2 separate regions of the Homo sapiens genome follow, and region 1 is linked to region 2. Evidence: chromatin contacts called from ENCODE Hi-C data. All regions are on one chromosome and are shown on one strand. Each heading gives the region's core, a stretch centred on a gene start or an enhancer-like site at or near the end of the contact. The rest is flanking DNA. Distances are from core to core; before and after follow the strand shown.

Region 1 (6,095 bases), core at 817-3,316, 460 kb after region 2:
GAAAAGCACAAGGTGCCTTGAGAGCATCAAGTGGAAGTGGCAGCAGAGGCGTCTGGAAAGCAGGTGGTGGATGAAGATCACAGCAGGGCTTGCATGTGACACTGGGGCCCAGACTTCATCTTCATCTTCATCTTCATCTTCATCCAGTAGGAGCTGGATTGTTGCTGAAGGGTTATAAGTAGTTTGCCCGTATAGCTGTGTGACTCATGGACTGAAGAGGGATCACACTCAGACAAGATTAGTGAGCAGTTACTGTAATGGTCCAGCAATAAATGATGAGAGCCTGAACTAAATCATTGAAATTGGGGGGGAATGGAGAGGATGAATTTGAGAAACATTTAGAGACTGGAAAAAAGAAGGCTGGAGGAAGGTAGGGCTGAGGCTGCTAGGGTAAGAAGTGAAACTAGCTTACTATGCAGGAATGAGAAGAAGGTCAGAAGTCAAGCAAAACTGTAATAGTGGGGAGACAGAGAATAGCAGTAGGAAAATGAGTGGGTCCCAGTCAAGTCATACAAGGAGAGCTCAAGATGATGAGGTTCTTTTTGATAAGCCTCCTAATTTGTGGTGACTCAAACTGGTTTAAGATACAAGGCTGGCTAGACACCAACTTCCAAGAGACCTGCATTTTCTTCCAACTATAGCTCTGGCTCCTGGAGCTGCTGCGAGTGAGTGGTGGAAACCTGCCCCCTTAGAGAAGCTGCAGCTGATCAGCATCATGCAAGGGACTGCTGAGATGGTAGCATGCTGGTAATGAAGTGTTATGGAGCCACTCCATCCTTTATTCATCCTTTTCCTCATACACACAGAGAGCAAAGGTGTATAAACCATCTTGTTCATTGTCCCCTTTCACACAGGAGTTGTTTTGGGGAACATAATAGTCACGCCATTTACACATATTTCTTATAACATTTTATGAGCCATGATATTCTACTTAAAAGCACAAAAATAACAATATCCCTATTTCTTCTGACTTCCAATTGTCTGTAAGTAATAATTGTTCCCACTGCATTTATGAAGTAAATTCACTCATTCTTTCACAGTGCCCATCACAGGGCAGTTAGAATCCTGTGCTACAGCTGTGCAGCCCACACCCCTCTCCTCCTTAGTCATCATGTACACTTAGGATCTGTGTGAATTCCAATCCCCTGACCTTCCTCCCCTTCACAGCTGCCCTCCTGACCCTGAAATATTGCTTGGGTGTTTTTTCTCCTCCCTTTCTCAACCGGGGATTTCCAAGCCAGCCTAATAGCTTCCTCCAACAATAATAAAGCAAAGAAGAATTTTTAAAAATGTGTATCTGTGTCCATAAAACAATATGATGAATTCTATCACAAAAAACAAGCACACCATAGAACATATGACTATATGTTCCTTTGTGCCATCCTTCACTCTCTTCCTCAACTGGCCTTGTGTTTTTGTCCACAGCACAGGAACCAGCTACAGAATTTGCAAGTGGAGAATCCAGGTACCTTTAAAAGTCTATTTAGTGAAAATCTCTGGCTATTGATGTGACGGTTAATTTTATGTGCCAACTTGGCTAGGCCATGGTACCCAGTTTTTCATAAAAGATCAGTCTAGATGTTGTGAAGGTATATTTTTAAATGTGATTAACATTTTATTCAGTGGACTTCAAGTAAAGCAGATTATCCTCCATATAGTGGGTGGGCCTTCTCCAATCAGGCCTTAAGAGCAAAGACCATGGTTTCTCAAAGAAAGAATTTTCCTCAAGACTGCAACATAGAGACCTTGCCTGAGTTTCCAGCCTGATACCCTGAAGAATTTGGACTCAAGACTGCAATATCAGCTCTTTCCTGAATTTCTAGCCTGCTGGCCTGCCCTACAGATTTTAGATCTCCCAGCCCAATTGCATGAGCTAATTCCTTAAAATAAATAAATCTCTGTGTGTGTATGTGTGCTGTAACTAATATATCCTATTGGTCTGTTTCTCTGGAGAACCCTAACTAACACAATTGTCTACCATATTACTGCATAAAAGACTTATGACTCACCTTTACTACATTTCAGGGAAGTAGAAACACCTGCCATAATTCACATTTTACAGTTTTATGGAAAGTAGGCAGGACTTTCACCAAGCTGAGTTAGGAAGCCAGAGTGCTTCACCCAGCCCCATAATTAACTACCCATACTACTACACAAGAAAATTACTTAACATCTTTAACTTGCTCGTATTCTAAACGTGAATAATCATACCTACTTCACTAGATATTAGTATTAAAATGAAATAATGTATGTAAATCCTGTAATATGATGCCTGCTCAGCACATACTACTCAATACATTTCCATAGCATTTTATTATAAAATAAAAAGATAAAACAAAAACTAGATATCGAGTACTTAGAATTGCAGTGATTATAGCTATATGACCAAAAATATATCATTTTGAGGACTTGAAAAAAATATCTACCTCCCTTCACATCACCTGCATGCTGTTGCCTAAATTTCCAGTAACAGATACATTCTTTTGGTTTAAAGCTTTTTATTTCTAATCAAACTACCCATGGATGAAAAATATTAAGTGGCACAGTATCAGTCATTTATGCTTCAGTATGAATAAGGCCACCAGACTATGTCCTGCAGAAGTGTTTTGATAAAACGAAAAGGGAACACTGAGGCTCCTAGAAGTAGATAAGCTGCCTAGATCACAATTTTTCCTGGAGCCATTTCTGACAATCACAGAGACAGAGATTCAAGGAGTCAAATGAGTCTGTCCTAACAGAAACAGCCTAGCCCAATTCAGAACACCATTCAAAAGAAATATGGCCTGGAACACTTTAATTGTGACAATCTACCTCCCTGCTTCCCTAGTTTTCTGTGTGTGTGTGTGTGTGTGTGTGTGTGTGTGTGTCTGTATGTGTGTGTGTGTAAGAGAGACAGAGAGAGAGAGAGCATCTTGCTCTGTCATCTAGGCTGAAGTGTGGTGGTAAAATCACAGCTCACTGTGTGGTGGTGAGATCCCAGCTCATGGCAACCTTGACCTTCCAGGCTCAAGCACTCCTCCCACCTCAGCCTCCCAAGTAGCTAGACTACATGTGTGCCACCACACCTGGCTAATTTTTTTGTTTTTTGAAGAGATGGGGGAAGAGTGGCCAGGGAATTGTCTCACTGTGTTGCTCAGGCTGGTCTGGAACTCCTGGGCTCAAGCAATCCTCCTGCCTCAGCCTTCCAAAGTGCTGGGATTACAGGCATGAGCCACCATGCTCAGCCTTGCTTCCCTAGTTGAAAGTAAAAGCTCATTACTGCTCTGTTGAGTCATAGGGACAGATGGCGTTACCTTCTCACCTGCCTTCCTGATTCTCTAGGTAGAATATAATCTTTGATGGGATCTGATGGAGTCTGAAAATCTGCTACCAAAAACTGCTGCCACAATGTCTGAAATGTTCCCATTAGAGCATTTCTAAGGCACAGGGAGATTTTGAGTTTTATCATCTTCTAAAACACAAAGATAGCTAAATTCAACTGGATTACTAAAATGATATACATAAAGTACATATAGGCATTCAATAAATTAGAGCTATGTTTTTTTTTTGTTTTTGTTTTTTTGTTTGTTTGTTTTGAGATGGAGTCTCACTCTGTTGCCCAGGCTGGAGTGCAGAGTGTAGTGGCGCAATCTCGGCTCACTGCAACCTCTGCCTCCTGGGTTCAAGCAATTCTCCTGCCTCAGCCTCCCGAGTAGCTGGGGCTACAGGTGCATGCCACCACACCCGGCTAATTTTTTTGTATTTTTAGTAGAGATGGGCCAACTCACTATGTTGGCCAGGCTAGTCTCGAACACCTGACTGCAGATGATCCACCCACTGGGGCCTCCCAAAGTGCTGGGATTACAGGCATGAGCCACCATGCCCAGCCAGAGCTATGTTGTTCTTATTCCAAGTCACATTCACCTCTTGCCTGAACAATTATTGGAAAATATCTTCCAACTGATCTTGCTTGCCTCCTTGTCCTCAACGATCTATTCTCCATACAGAAGCTAGATCCAGTCTTCAAAGACCTAAGTCAGAGTACATCATGCCTGTGCTCAAAACCCTCCTGTGGCTTTCCACTTCACTCAGGATAAAATCCAAAGCCTGCACCATGACTTACAAGGCCTCCTGATGTGCTGTTAGGTCTCTGCTCAAATGTCAACCTTTTAAAGAAAGTTCTTCCCCTAAAAGCCTTATGTAACTTTACCCTCCTCACCAATTACTCTATGCCCCTTATCCTGCTTCACTTTCCCCCACAGCACTTATTACCATCTGAAACATTATGTATTTACTTGTTAATCTGCTTGTTGTCTGTCTCCTCCACCAGAAAGTAAGCCCTTTGTTTCATTCATGCTGTGTCCCCAGTTCCTAGCATGGTGGCAAACCCATAGCAGGTGCTCAGAAAATATTTGTGAAATGGGAAAATGAACAGTAAAAGAATTTTGCAAAAGCACCCATACTAACTAGCACACAGTTTGTATGTACTCAACGAGTTCCAATTTCCTGCAATAAATATTAGTTTTTTCTTATTTATCTTTATTTCTTATTTATCTTATTTATCATCGCCTGCAATACTTGCCCTGAAGCTTGTTACAGAACAACAGATTTAAAGCACAACATAGTCTCACAACCCACAGTTAAACCCTCCTAACCATAAATCAGAAATGGGATTGCTCTCAGCAAGCTAACTGGGGGGATAACAGAGAACCGAGGCTAGACCTGGCCCTGCAGTCTGGCAGAGCTCTGTGCCTCCTGACCCAGCTTCACTACTTATTAGCTATAGGACTTTGGACAAACTACTTAAACTTTCTAAGCTTTGGCTTTCTTATTTATAAAGAATATCTACCTCTTAGGGTTGCTATATTAAATGACCTAATGCCCATTGCCAAGCACAGAGCCTGACTCATAGGAAGTGCTTAAGAAATGCCCACTACTGTTAATATTGTTGGTCAGCATCAATAAAAATGCTGTTGATATGAAATGTCTGTCTTTATAACTTCATTTCTTTTACAGTCTCATTTATGGTTATCTCTGGAGTTATAGGGAGCTGATAAAGTTCCAAAAGAGTTTTTAAAAGATTTAAAAACAGGAAATAATGATAGTCATTTATTTATAAAAAGCAGGGCTTGGCTGGATGCGGAGGCTCATGCCTGTAATCCCAGCACTTTGGGAGGCCAAGGTGGGCGGATCACGAGGTCAGGAGATCAAGACCATCCTGGCCAACATGGTGAAACCCCGTCTCTACTAAAAATACAAAAATCAGTGTATTTTGAGGTATGGTGGTGCACAGCCGTAGTGCCAGCTATTCGGGAGGCTGAGGCTGAGGCAGGAGAATCACTTGAACCCGGGTGGCAGAGGATGCAGTGAGCCGAGACCGCGCCACTGCACTCCAGTCTGGCGACAGAGCGAGACTCCGTCTCAAAAAAAAAAAAAATAGTAGGGCTCTCATTTCAGAAAAAACTATTTTTCACTTCCCTAGTATCCTGAAACGTCTGCATCTCAGACTTCTTGATTCTTCTGCTTTAATAAACAGACGGGTGTGCCTGGAGTCATGGTGATTACCCGTGTTCTAGAAATAAACTTCAGAAAGCTGTGTTGCCTCTTTAATACTCCCATAAATTCCAAATATTATTATGTAGTTTTTTTAAAAAACATTAAATGTCTGGGTTTTCTAAATCAATTTTAAACATGGGGGGTGTCAGTTCATTTTACAAAACATGCAAGTAGAAATAATTATTTTTAATTTGTAAGTATAAACAATTTTAAATGCTTAGCTAAACATGGCATATAAACAGGAAAACAATGCAGCGTTGAAGAGAGTGTTCTCAACTATGAGGTCTTGTTTCCAATCGTGGTTCTGATAGTTCAGCATCTCAGGTCACTGTTCTGGGCCTTATTTCCTTAAAACAACAACTCAGGCTGGATGACTTTTGATGTTCCTAAATTGTCCACAAATCCATCATCTCTAAAGCTTTTTTGATATACAAATTCCATACCTTTAATGTTTCATTTTCAAACTTCTAAAGAGCCTCTTTATATAGTTACCCTGAACTAAGTTTAAATGCTAATGAGTCAGAGATATTGTGTATTGAGTAGCACATGTAAGAAAACAG
Region 2 (6,330 bases), core at 2,807-5,306:
CCATAGGTTCAGGTTTGCACATGGGTAGAGCCACAATCCCTGTCTACTTGGAACACCAACATATCTGCAGATGAAAACAAGTGCCTGTCTGATTGGACTAGCTGGAACACTGGATTAGGAGTGAGTCTCAGAGCTGGATCACTTCCCTGCTGGCCCAGTAGGGGAGCTGAAGTGGCTCCCACCCTTCCCCCTGATGAGACCTCAGTATGTTTTACTGAGCCCCCAGCCACCTCTGTCAAGGCTGGGACCTCTGCCCACCACTGGGCATTGCATTTATCTATCTGCTTTAGCCACAACAAGTTTCTATCCAGGGGCACCTTATGTACTGGCCTGAAACCTGAATTATTCAACTTAGTAAATAAAATACTGGGGAAAAATTAAAGAGATAAATCTCACAGAGAATAAGATAAACTTCAGGAAACCTCTACCATTCCAACTCCATAGGAGACAGTGCACTTGCTCACACACCAAGCACGTTGCTACTAAAATCAACATCTGACAAAGCCATAATACAAAGATTCATACAAAAAACCAAGGAACTCATACAAATTCTTCACCTCTGAAAGCACCAAAGGCCAAATTAGGTTACAAAGAACTATAAACATTAAAGTAATATCCTAAAGGGAAAAAGGAAATTTAAAAAATAAACACAGTTAAATCACATATAAACCAAGAACAAACAGAAGAAGTAGCCTACCCAAATGAGAAGGAACCAGAAAAATAATTCTGACAATATGACAAAACAAGGTTCTATAACACACCCAAAAGATCACATTATTCCCCAGCACTGGATCCAAACCGAGATGAAATCTTTGAAATAACAGATAATAAATTCAAAAGACTGATGATGAAGCTACTCAAGGAGATACAAGTGAAAGGTGAAAACCAACATAAACCAACATAAAAAAGTGTTCAAGAAATATGGATTATGTAAAACGACCAAACCTAAGAATAGTTGGTGATCCTGAGGGAGAAAAGAAAGCAAAAAGTTTGGAAAACTAGAAAACTTCCTTGGCCTTGCTAGAGAATTAGATATCCAAATAGAAGAAGCTCAAAGAACATCTGGGAGCTTCATTGCAAAAAGGACATCGCCAAGGTATATAGCCATGAGGCTATCTAAAGTTAATGTAGAAAAGAATTCCAAGAGCAGTGAGACTAAAGCATCCACTAACCCATAAGATTAACAGCAGACTTCTCAGCAGAAACTTTACATGCCAAAAGGGATTGAGGTCGTATTTTCAACCTCCTTAAACAGAACAACTGTTGGCTAAGAATTATTTTACAAAACTAAGTTTCATAAATCAAGGGGAAATAAAGTCTTTTTCAGACAAACAAATGCTGAGAGAATTGTCACTACCAGACAAGTCCTACAAGAAATGCTAAAAAGAGTTATAAATCCTGAAATAAAAGGTCCATATGTACCAGAATAGAACCTCTTGAAGCCATAAAACCCACAGGGCCTATATAACAAAAACACAGTGAAGAAAAGAAAGTATCTAGGTAACAATCCACATGATGACTGGAGTAGTACCTCACATCTCAATATTAATATTGCATAAATGGCCTACTTAAAAGATACAGATTGGCAGAATGGATAAAAATCATAAACCAAATATCTATTGTTTTTAAGAGACTCACCTAACATGTAATGATTCATATAAACTCAAGGTAAAGGGATGGAGAAAGATATCCCATGCAAATAGAAGCCAAAAGCAAGCAGTAGTAGCTATTCTTATGTCAGATAAAACAGACTTTAAAAAAAAACAGTAAAAAAAATAGACAAAGTCATTGTATATAATAGAAGGATCAATCCAAAAAGAAGATATTACAACCTTAAATATATGCACACCTAACTCTAAAGCTGCCAGATTCATAAAACAATTACTACTAGACTTAAGAAATGAGATAAAAAGCAACACAATAATACTAGGGGACTTCAACACTCCACTGACAACTCTAGACAGATCATCAAGTCAAAAAGCCAACAAAGAAATAATAGACTTAAACTATATTCTAGAACAAATGAACCTAACAGATATTTACAATTCTACCCAAGACCTGCAGAATATACATTTTTCTCATCAGCATGTGTAACATTTCTCAAGATAGACCATATGATAGGCCACAAAACAAGTTTAATAATTTTTTAAAACTCAAAATCACATCAGGTATCTTCTCAGGCCACAGTGAATAAAACCATAAATCATCTTTAAAAGGAACCTTTAAAACTATACAAATATATGGACATCAAACAATCTGCTTCCAAATGATTTGGGGCTTAACAATAAAATGAAGATGAAAATTTAAAAATTATTTGAAATAAGTGATAATAGCAACACAAATTATCAATAACCCTGGGATACAGCAAAAGCAGTGCTAAGAGGAAAGTTTATAGTGCTAAATGCCTACATCAAAAAGCCTGAAAAATCACAAATTGACAACCTAACATCACACCTTAAGGAACTAGAGAAACAAGAACAAACAAAACCCAAAGCTAGCAGAAGAAAAGAAACAACAAAGATCAGAGAAGAACTGAATGAAGTTAAAACAAAAAAATTCAAAAGATCAATGAAACAAAAAATTGATTCTTTGAAAAGATAAACAAAATTGATAGAGCATTAGCTAGATTAACCAAGAAAAAAAGAGAGAGGATTTAAATAAGCTCAATTAGAAATAAAAATGGAGACATTATAACCAAAACCATAGAAATACAAGAGATCATTCATGACTAGTATGAACACCTCTATAAACACAAACTAGAAAATCTAGAGGAAATGGATAAATTCCTGAAAAAATAAAACTCTTCTAGATTAAATCAGGAAGAAACAGAAATCTTGAACAGACTAATAACAATCAGTGAGATTGAATCAATAAAAAAAAATTGCCAACAAAAATAAAGCCCAGGGCCACATGGATTCACAGTAGAAATCACGCCCCTGCACCCCAACCTGGGTGACAGGGTAAGACCCCATCTCACAAAAAAAAAAAAAAAAAAAAAAAAAAAAAAGAATGAATCTAATTCAGAGAATGAAGTAAATGATATGATCCCAATAAGCACCTACTTTTTAAAATTAAAAGTGATAATTTTATTATGTGTGTTGATCCTAAATAAATGCAATTTGACAGTGCTATGTTGACGTGATTATAAAACTACTTTGTTTTTTGAAAGATTGAGGAATCCTTTGGTTTTATTATCATTGTCATTAAAATAGCAAAATAATTGAAACATTTTGCCTTTCATAGCTAAAACACCTTTCATTTTCTTGAGGGCTTTTTTCCCCTTCATTCATAACTGTTCATCATTTCTTTTTCTTAGCTTAATCTTCTTTGAGGCACACATTCCATTTAACCATTAAGTGGAATTACCATCCTACCAAATAATTTCTGTCCTCTCAATCTTGTTCTTAACAAGATATAAAATGTACATTTTTCTAGAACCCAACCTGATCATGAGATTATTGTTACTGAGGGCTCACAGGAAGGTCATAGTAAAGGCCAATTAAATGTTGATCTGTGAGGTTTGTGGGGAAAGGGATTCCAAGTTATGTCTTCTTCCCCCTGACTTTGTTTCTCCTAGCTCATATTCCTAGGACATTTTTTACTCTAATGGGCCTCGTCCTGTTGATGTCTTCCCCAGTTCCTAAACCCAATCATAAAGGAGCAAGCAAACATTGTAGCTTCAGATTCTCCCCTTCTTTCCACTCACCAATTCCTCTTTCCAGGATATTAGGGAATTGTAAAATGTTCCTCTCTGTCTCTAGCAACATTTTTTGCTTAAAGTCTATTTCATTTCATCTTTGTATAGATACTTGAGCTCTCTTATGATACTTGAGCTCTCTTATGATACTTCAGCTTTTATGTTTGCATGGTGTGTGTGTGTGTGTGTGTGTGTATTTATCTGTAGTATAATAAAAAATAAATACTTGATCTTTGATCCTCTACTCTTGGCACAAATCTCCTAAAACCTTTGGAATTTACTGGCTTTGCATCTGGATAAGATGACTCATGGTAGTGGGCAGCAGTGGGCTGCGTAGATATTCAGGTTAGGGGCTGGTCACCAGATAAACCAATCATGTAATTAGAGGGTTGCAACTTGCAGCCCCACCCCCTGACCTCCAGTGCTGGGATTCACTCAGGATGCTGGCAGAAATATTAAAGGGAAATATTAGGGAAAGTTATAGGGAATAGTCACAAACCTTTTTGGAAGGCCGAAAGGTTACATAGCTTGTAATAACTGAACAGGCTGAAGGCAGCTGGTTCTTACCTTAGAGCATTATGTCATAGGGTAAATACTAGAGATAACAGAGTCTTCCCCAGTTAATTTTGTTTACTCTACCTCCATTAACTAACCTTTGAGCCAGATAGCCCTCTCGGGGTGGGGGGTGGGGGAGGTCGACCAGGGATATTGCCCCCTAATGGTATTTACTTTAGACTGCGGTACCTGAACTTTAATCATTCATAAAACTACTCTCTTAACCATGTTAATTATTCACAAGAGTGTTGACTCAGAGCTTCTGTTGTTAATTCTATACTAAATAAATGCCTGGAGTGCAAGCTGCTCAGGGCCGGCCGCAGTGACAAACCTCTCTTGGTGTGCAGGCGGTCGGACACTCAGCAGGACTGGCAAAACAGAATATCTGTGTGTCAGTGTACGTTTTATTCATCTGTCGTTGGGTCAGGGTCTGAAGGCAGACCCCCGCAGCTAATGCCCTTTTGTGGGGAGCAATGTCTCACTCCAGGGAAGACAGAGGGACTAGAGACTGAATTCAATCACCAATGGCCAATGATTTCATCAATCATGACTATGAATGAAACCTCCAAAAAAGAAAAAAAAAACAAAACCCCTAGATGATGAAGTTCAGAGAGCTTCCAAGTTTGAATACATCTGCATGCTAGAAGGGTGATGCACCCTGACTCCATGAGGGCAGTGGCTCCTGTGCAGGGATATCATCCTGAAGTACCTGGGCAGCCCACTCCTGCCCACTACCATGAGTCATCTTATTCGGACACAAAGCCAGTAATAGTAAGTAGAGTGCTTTTCTGAGTCCTGAAGGCTGTTCTAGCAAATAATTGAACCTGAGAGACGGTGGGAAGCCCCAAACTTGTCAACTGGGAAGGAGTTTCAGTGACCTGAGAATCCCACTCGCAGCTGGCATCTAAACTGAAAGTGATCTTCCGGGACTAAGTCCTTTAACTTGTGGGATCTGACACTAACTCCAGGTAGATAGTATCAGAATAGGATCGAATTTTGGGGCACCCAGTTGGCGTCAGAGAGTTGGAGAATTGATGTGGGGAAATGATACATATGCAGTGCTGGGGAAAAAAAACAAACTATACACCATCCTTTAATTTTCAACCTATTTTTAGATTGGAATCTAAAGTGTTTCTTACAGACAGCAAAGAGTTGGATCTTGTTTTTTTGTCATTATGACAATCTCTACCTTTTGATTGGATTGTTTCATTCCTTCACATTTAATATTATTATTGATATAGTTGGATTTGCATCCCATTTTACTTTTTAGTTTGTCTCATGTCTTTTTTGTTTCTCTATTTTTTATTTACTGTGTTCTTTTTGTATTAAGTGGGTAATTTTTCTGGTGTATTATTTTAATTTCTTTAATGACTTTTAGATTATATTTTTGAGTTATTTTATTAGCATTCACTAGAGGAATTACAATATATACCTTAATTTATTAGATTCTACTTTAGATTATTACTGTCCTCTTCTTTTCTTTCTCTGGATTTGAGTTACCATAATGCCATTTTCTTACTCCAGTATAGTTTCTTTCTCTCCTTGTGTCAAATATATTGTCAAATATATTATGCCTCTATATGTTATAGGACCAACAATATAATTTCATAGATCTTATGAAATTATATTGCAACTTTTAAATCAGTTAGAGAAAAAAAGAAGAAATATGTAATTATACTTTTTTATAGCTACCTATATAATTACATTTACCAGTCCTTGAGTTTTTCATGTGAATTCAAATTACTCTCCAATTTAATCTTCTTTCAGCCTCAAAAACTTCCTTGTAGGTCTTGGAAGTATTTCTGCTATAAATAAATTTTCTCTGTTTCTGTTAATCTGGGGATTTGTTTCATTTTTAAAAGATAGTTTTGGTTTTTTTTTTGCTTCAGCAGATTGAATATGTTACCCCCTTCTCTTCTGAAATTCACTGTTTCTGACAAAAAGTCAGCTGTTAATCTTATCACTTGTATGTGATAAGTCATTTTTCTTTTGCTACTTTTAATATTATCTCTTTCTCTTTGTTTCACTATGATGTGTCAGAATGTGAATCTCTTTGTGTTTATCCTTCTTGGGGTTCA

Evidence for each region. A loop is a pair of places that touch in the nucleus more often than their neighbours do. Pooled maps may share reads with other maps.
Region 1: a loop to region 2 is called in a map of sciatic nerve, with 5 times the contacts of the local background. The contact joins two enhancer-like sites. A Hi-C loop is called at or near these places in 1 of 168 maps with a recorded cell type or tissue (sciatic nerve), 1 of 37 single-sample maps with no recorded cell type and 4 of 50 pooled maps.

Annotation. Positions count from the first base shown.
Region 1 is chr6:56,862,430-56,868,524 of GRCh38, forward strand. The region is part of intron 3 of DST (dystonin); the gene reads right to left. It overlaps DST-AS1 (DST antisense RNA 1), which reads left to right. Exons shown (of 4, transcript NR_125866.1): 3 at 642-815; 4 at 1,426-1,909. Among named protein-coding and RNA genes, the nearest start is that of DST-AS1, 21 kb to the left of the region's middle. RefSeq lists an enhancer at 171-220. Within about 2 kb of position 2,067, at least 5 of the 41 ENCODE cell types and tissues checked have a DNase peak (open chromatin) inside an H3K27ac peak, as active enhancers do.
Region 2 is chr6:56,395,440-56,401,769 of GRCh38, forward strand. No RefSeq gene overlaps it. Among named protein-coding and RNA genes, the nearest start is that of COL21A1, 150 kb to the left of the region's middle. Within about 2 kb of position 4,057, at least 3 of the 41 ENCODE cell types and tissues checked have a DNase peak (open chromatin) inside an H3K27ac peak, as active enhancers do.